Linked DNA regions of Homo sapiens: region 1 is linked to region 2. A link is an interaction called in ENCODE POLR2A ChIA-PET data of the cell type or tissue named here. Cell type or tissue: PC-9. All regions are shown on one strand. Links, peaks and the distances in the headings refer to the core of each region. The heading gives the core; the rest is flanking DNA. Region 1 has its middle 4.3 kb from the start of PXMP4. Region 2 overlaps ZNF341-AS1 (ZNF341 antisense RNA 1).

Region 1 (2,913 bases), core at 231-2,730, 72 kb before region 2:
CTAATTTTTTGTATTTTTAGTAGAGATGGGGTTTCATCATGTTAGCCAGGATGGTCTCGATCTCCTGACCTCGTGATCCGCCCGCCTCCGCCTCCCAAAGTGCTGGGATTATAGGCGTGAGCCACCGCGCCCGGCCCGAAAGTCCATCTTAAAAAAAAAAAAAAAAGTATGAGGAATGCTCAGGCCAATTATGGAGTGAAAGCTGGTAACCAGATGCTTAACGGGAAGATTGGGATATTGGAGCACCAAGGCTACTTATGACATGAGGGCGTTTACCAATATTAAACCTGCAAGTTTCAGCTTGTCAACCACACAGGGCAAGAGGGACACAAGTGAAAATCTAGGGCCTCCCCAGGTGGGGAGCCATATAGCAGATCTCCTCACATTAAGCTGAGCCCCAAAGGGTGTTGCCCTCAAGTCTAATGTGAAATGAATCCACTGCACAACCCACACCACCAGCCCCTAGGAACTACAGAAAAGGCTGCCTTGGTGCTAAGCAGAACAGCTGAAGGAGAAGGAAAGAGGAATTTTTTTTTTAAAGCTCTTCCTTAGGAAGTTGTGATCATTGATGAGTTTTTTTGTACCCCAGGGAGTAGAGCCTGATATAATAGATCAAGAAAGCTCAAGCTATGAACTGGGAACCTGGTTTGAGATGATAACCGAGTAGATGTGCTCTCCAAACCCTTGGCAAAAAGGAAATACAGGCCGGGCACAGTGGCTCGCGCCTGTAATCCCAGCACTTTGGGAGGCTGAGGCAGGTGGATCACCTGAGGTCGGGAGTTCGAGACCAGCTTGGCCAACATGGTGAAACCTCATCTCTACTAAAAATACAAAAATTAGCTGGGCATGGTGGTGCGCGCCTGTAGTCCCAGTCACACAGGAGGCTGAGGCAGGAGAATCGCTTGAACCCGGGAGGCAGAGGTTGCAGTGAGCCGAGATCATGCCACTGCACTCCAGCCTGCCAACAGAGCAAGACTTCGTCTCAAAAAGAAAAAAAAGAAGAAAAAAAAAAGCAAAAATTAGCCCAGCATGGTGGCAGGCACCTGTAGTCCCAGCTACTCGGGAGGCTGAGGCATGAGAATCACTTGAACTCAGAAGACGAAGGGTGCAGTGAGCCAAGATGGCACCACTGCACTCCAGCGTGGGCGACAGAGCAAGACTCCATCTCAAAAAAAAAAAAAATTGTGCTCACGAAATTTAAAACTTAAAAAAATCAATATTGGGAGCAAAAAACTATTTATTTCATGGCAGATTTGAAAAGGAACCAAACAGAATTTCTAGAAATCTACTTCTACTGCTCCCATGAGGAGTCAGTCACAAAGTCCTGACATACGGCCCGGCATCAGAAGGTGTTTCGAAACTATTTGGTTTGGCAAGTTCTTCCTGGGTGCTCTCTTTTGCTAAGTACTTTCTCACATAGTTGAATAAGTTTCTGCCCTCAAGGGGCCCTGCAGGGTGCTAAGGATAGAGTTGCAATAATGGGGACGCTTATTATCTGGTGACCTTTTTAATTTTACGTAACTCTGAGTTCCTCAGTGCAGGGCCTGTTTGTTCACCTTTGCCCAGTAAGCACTTACAGAGAGTACAGTACTGAGTACTGCCTGTGGGCCAGGGATTGTTTCCTGAGTGCTTTCTTTTCTTTCTTTCTTTCTTTTTTTTTTTTTCTTTGAGACACAGTCTTGCTCTGTCACGCAGGCTGGAGTGCAGTGTGGCGTGATCTTGGCTCACTGCAACCTCCGCCTCCCAGGTTCAAGCCATTCTGCTGCCTCAGCCTCCTGAGTAGCTGCGATTACAGGCACCCACCACCACGCCCAGCTAATTTTTGTATTTTTAGTAGAAATGAGGTTTCACCATGTTGATCAGGCCGGTCTTGAACTCCTGACCTCAAGTGATCCTCCCGCCTGGACCTCCTAAAGTCACCGCGCCTGGCCCTAACCTTTTTTTTTTTTTGAGACAAGAGTCTTGCTCTGTTGCGCCCAGGCTGGAGTGCAGTGGCGCAATCTCGGCTCACCGCAACCTCTGCCTCTCAGGTTCAAGTGATTCTCCTGCCTCAGCCTCCCTAGTAGCTGGGATTACAGGTGCCCGTCACCATGTCCAGCTAATTTTTTTTTTTTGTATTTTTAGTAGAGATAGGGTTTCACTGTGTTGGCCTGGCTGGTCTTGAACTCCTGACCTTGCCAAACTCCAAGGCCCACCTCAGCCTCTCAAAGTGCTGGGATTACAAGCCTGAGCCACTGTGCCTGGCCGGACCTCGTTTAACCTTAATTAGCTCTTTATTTATTTATTTATTTATTTATTATTTGAGACAGAATCTTGCTCTGTCACCCAGGCTGGACTGCAGTGGCGCATCTGCCTCCCGGGTTCAAGTGATTCTCTTGCCTCAACCTCCCGAGTAACTGCGATTACAGGTGCGCGCCACCATGCCCAGCTAATTTTTGTACTTTTAGTAGAAACAGGGTTTCACCATGTTGGCCAGGCTGGTCTTGAACTCCCGACCTCAGCTAATCCACCCACCTCAGCCTCCCAAAGTGCTGGGATTACAAGCATGAGCCATCGCACCCGGCCCCTTAATTAGCTCTTTAAAGACTCAGGTTACAGTTACATTCTGAGGTACTAGGGGCTAGGACATCAACGTATGAATTTTGTGGGGAAGACACAATTCAATCCATAACAGCCACATGCTTTGCTGCTTACTACCAACACCAACCAACCTAACAAGATGTCAGGACCCAGCATTGCCTTGTGTGTCAGCACATTCTTCCCCTTGTAGCTGGGAGTCTGATTTAAGCATGAGATTCTTCCCTCCCCACAGAGAAGTTAATTTTTCTGGGGTGGCTGGAGCACTCACTGTGGAGTGGGACACTGGACGTTTCCCACTCTCCCTCCTCCCTGCTTGACCCCTTGCCTGGAATT
Region 2 (2,913 bases), core at 242-2,741:
TGGGAGGCCAAGATGGGCGGATCACCTGAGGTCAGGGGTTCGAGACCAGCTTGGCCAACATGGCGAAACCCCATCTCTACTACAAAAAATTAGCCATTCGTGGTTGCATGTGCCTGTGATCCCAGCTACTTGGGAAGCCAAGGCAGGAGAATTTGTAGAATCCGGGAGACGGAGGTTGCAGTGAGCCGAGATCTCACCATTGCACTGCAGCCAGGGTGACAGAGTAAACTCATGGACAGACTCTTACTCTAAGAGTAAACTCTGTCTCAAAAAAAAAAAAAAAAAAAAAGAGAAAGATTACAGTCTTTGGTATCAAGCAGAGCTGGGTTTGAATTCTGGCTCTGCCCCCTCCTAGCTGTGTGACTATGGCGAGTCACTTCACCTTTCTGAACCTCAGTTTCCTTGTGTCAGTGTGGAGAATAATAGTACCTACCTGGCGAGGTTGATGTCACAATTCACGGAAATAATTCAGGTAAAGCAGAGATCACAAATTGGCCGCTCATGGCAGCCTCCAGACAGTTTGGCATTCACAGTGTCTGAAAAAGTAAGCCAACGTTTAAAAACAAATTTAAAATATACTACAGTGGTGAAGTGTCAGGAATGACACAAGGATGCCTGCTGTTATGACTCCAATATTACATTAGTGGCCTGGCCAGAATAATAGAGCAAGAAAAAGAAATAAATAGTATCAGGATTGGAAAGGGTGAGATAATAGCAAGGGTGCTGAAATAATAGCAAGATCAATATATACAAATCTACTATGCTCCTATACTCCAGAAGCAATTAGAAAATGTAAAAAATTGGGACATTTGGGCCAGGCGTGGTGGCTTACACCTGTAATCCCAGAACTCTGGCAGGCTGAGGTGGGTGGATCATGAGGTCAGGAGATTGAGACCAACCTGGCCAACGTGGCAAAACCCTGTCTCTACTAAAAAATACAAAAAATTAGCCGAGCATGGTGGTGCGTGCCTGTAATCCCAGCTACTCAGGAGGCTGAGGCTGGAGAATCACTTGAACTGGGGAGGTGAAGGTTGCAGTGAGCTGAGATCATGCCACTGCACTCCAGCCTGGGCAACGGAGTGAGACTCTGTCTCAAAATAAATAAATAAATATATAAATAAACAAAAAAACTCATTTCCTCTGATAAGTTTTCCTTGGCCAATCTGTGTAACATAGCCCCACCTCCATCATTCTCGAATTCCTTACCCTATTTTATTTTTATACGTCACCCTTGACATTATATTAGACATTTGTTTATTGTCTGTTGTCCTCATTAGAAACAAAAGGTCCACAAAGGCATCGACTTTTGTCTGTTTTGTTCCTGAAGTATCTACAGTGCTTAGACCTTCCCAGGAATTGTTCAATCAATATTTGTCGAATGAATAAACAACAGCACTTTGAGAGAAGAAGGCTCACTTTACCCACCCGCTCCTCTCACCCCAGGGAGACCAGAGAATCTGTCATGTAGACCGAGATATGACTGACCCAGGGTCCTGGGAAGTAATGTCTGATATAAAAGGATATCTTCCTTTGTTCAAAGAGGGAGCAGAGAATATCTGGGCCAAATGACTAAGGCAGGTGGCTTGGAAGTCTCGACAGAGCAGGTGGAAGTCGACAGAGCAGGTGTCCCTGTGGCCCAGGGAACTGGTTGGACTAGTTTTGTCTCCTTTGGGGAGGAAGGAGTGGAGGTGGCAGCTACGGGTGCTCCCAACCCCCAAGGCTGCCAGCAAGTGACCCCCCCACACACAAGGCTTTCAGGGCCTGAAGGGTGGTGATCAGGGAGGTGAGCAGGCTCCATCTAAGGATTGGCAGTGACTTCTTACTAGCTGAGGGTGCCTCAGGTAGGCTTAGGCACAGAACCCAACTTTAGGGCCTTGCGTCCTTTGAAGAATCACAGAGAATAAACAGGCCCAGGGAGAGAAAAGGTCTTGTCCAAAGTCTCATCAAGGCAAGGCTGCTTCCCAGGCCACTGCTACCTCAGTCCACTTATTTATTGATTAAATATTTCTTGAGTACCTATGACGTGCCAAGCATAGTTCTTTGATGATACATCATGAGCAAAACAATCATTTGTGGAGATCCTTTGTGGAGGAAGCAGAAGATAAACAACAAAGTAAATAAGTAAGTTATAGATGTTAGGAGGTGACGAGGACTATAGAGAAGGAAAAAAAGTAGAGGTGAGTAGAGGTTTTGAGAGTTTGGAGGGTGCTGGTGTGTTTGAGGAAGAGTAGAGGGGCCAGTGTGATTGGAGTGAGGCACTGGAAAGGGGGAGGGCAAGGAGGTGACAGGAAAATCATGACATCATGTAGGGACTTGAGGGACATTGAAAGGACTTTGGGTTTTACTTGAGGGACGTGGAGAGCCATTGGAGGATTGTGAGCATTCAGTGACTGGATCCGACATACATATGTATGTCCAGTGTCAAAACATATATATGTGTGTGTGTGTACATATATGTATATATATATGTGTGTGTATATATATATGTCAGATGTCAAAAAAATATATATATATAATTTTTTTTTTCCTGAGACAGAGTCTCTCTCTGTCACCCAGGCTGGAGTGCAGTGGCGTGATCTCAGCTCACTGCAACCTCCAACTCCCAGATTCAAGCGATTCTCGTGCCCCTGCCTCCTGAGACTACAGGTGCATGCCACCATGCCCAGCTAATTTTTGTATTTTTAGTAAAGATAGGGTTTCACCATGTTACCCAGGCTGGTCTTGAACTCCTGGCCTCAAGTGATCCGCCTGCCTCGGCCTCCCAAAATGCTGGGATTATAGGGATGAGCCACTGTGCCCAGCCAAACACATATTTTTTAAAGGATACCTCTGCTTACCATGTAGAGAATGAGCTGGAAGGAATAAAGATGGAGACAGGAAGGCCAATGAGGAAGAGTATTAGGTTCCTCTTGC

Evidence for each region. ChIA-PET counts read pairs that join two places held together with the same protein. Peaks named below come from ENCODE experiments on the same cell type or tissue, not always from the same donor. Only the 100,000 strongest peaks of a DNase experiment are listed, where the experiment ranks them.
Region 1: POLR2A ChIA-PET joins it to region 2 with 11 read pairs; 8 of 35 experiments call an interaction of 5 or more read pairs at or near these places.

What each region holds. Positions count from the first base shown.
Region 1 is chr20:33,723,122-33,726,034 of GRCh38, forward strand. No RefSeq gene overlaps it. Among named protein-coding and RNA genes, the nearest start is that of PXMP4, 4.3 kb to the left of the region's middle. In PC-9, for the core only: no CTCF peak of the experiment used is centred there; a DNase peak (open chromatin) is centred at 1,450; H3K27ac peaks cover 2,050 bases.
Region 2 is chr20:33,795,081-33,797,993 of GRCh38, forward strand. ZNF341-AS1 (ZNF341 antisense RNA 1) reads right to left here. Exons shown (of 4, transcript NR_110623.1): 2 at 2,838-2,913; 3 at 434-536. Among named protein-coding and RNA genes, the nearest start is that of ZNF341-AS1, 15 kb to the right of the region's middle. In PC-9, for the core only: no CTCF peak of the experiment used is centred there; DNase peaks (open chromatin) are centred at 1,631 and 2,031; H3K4me3 peaks cover 989 bases; H3K27ac peaks cover 2,500 bases.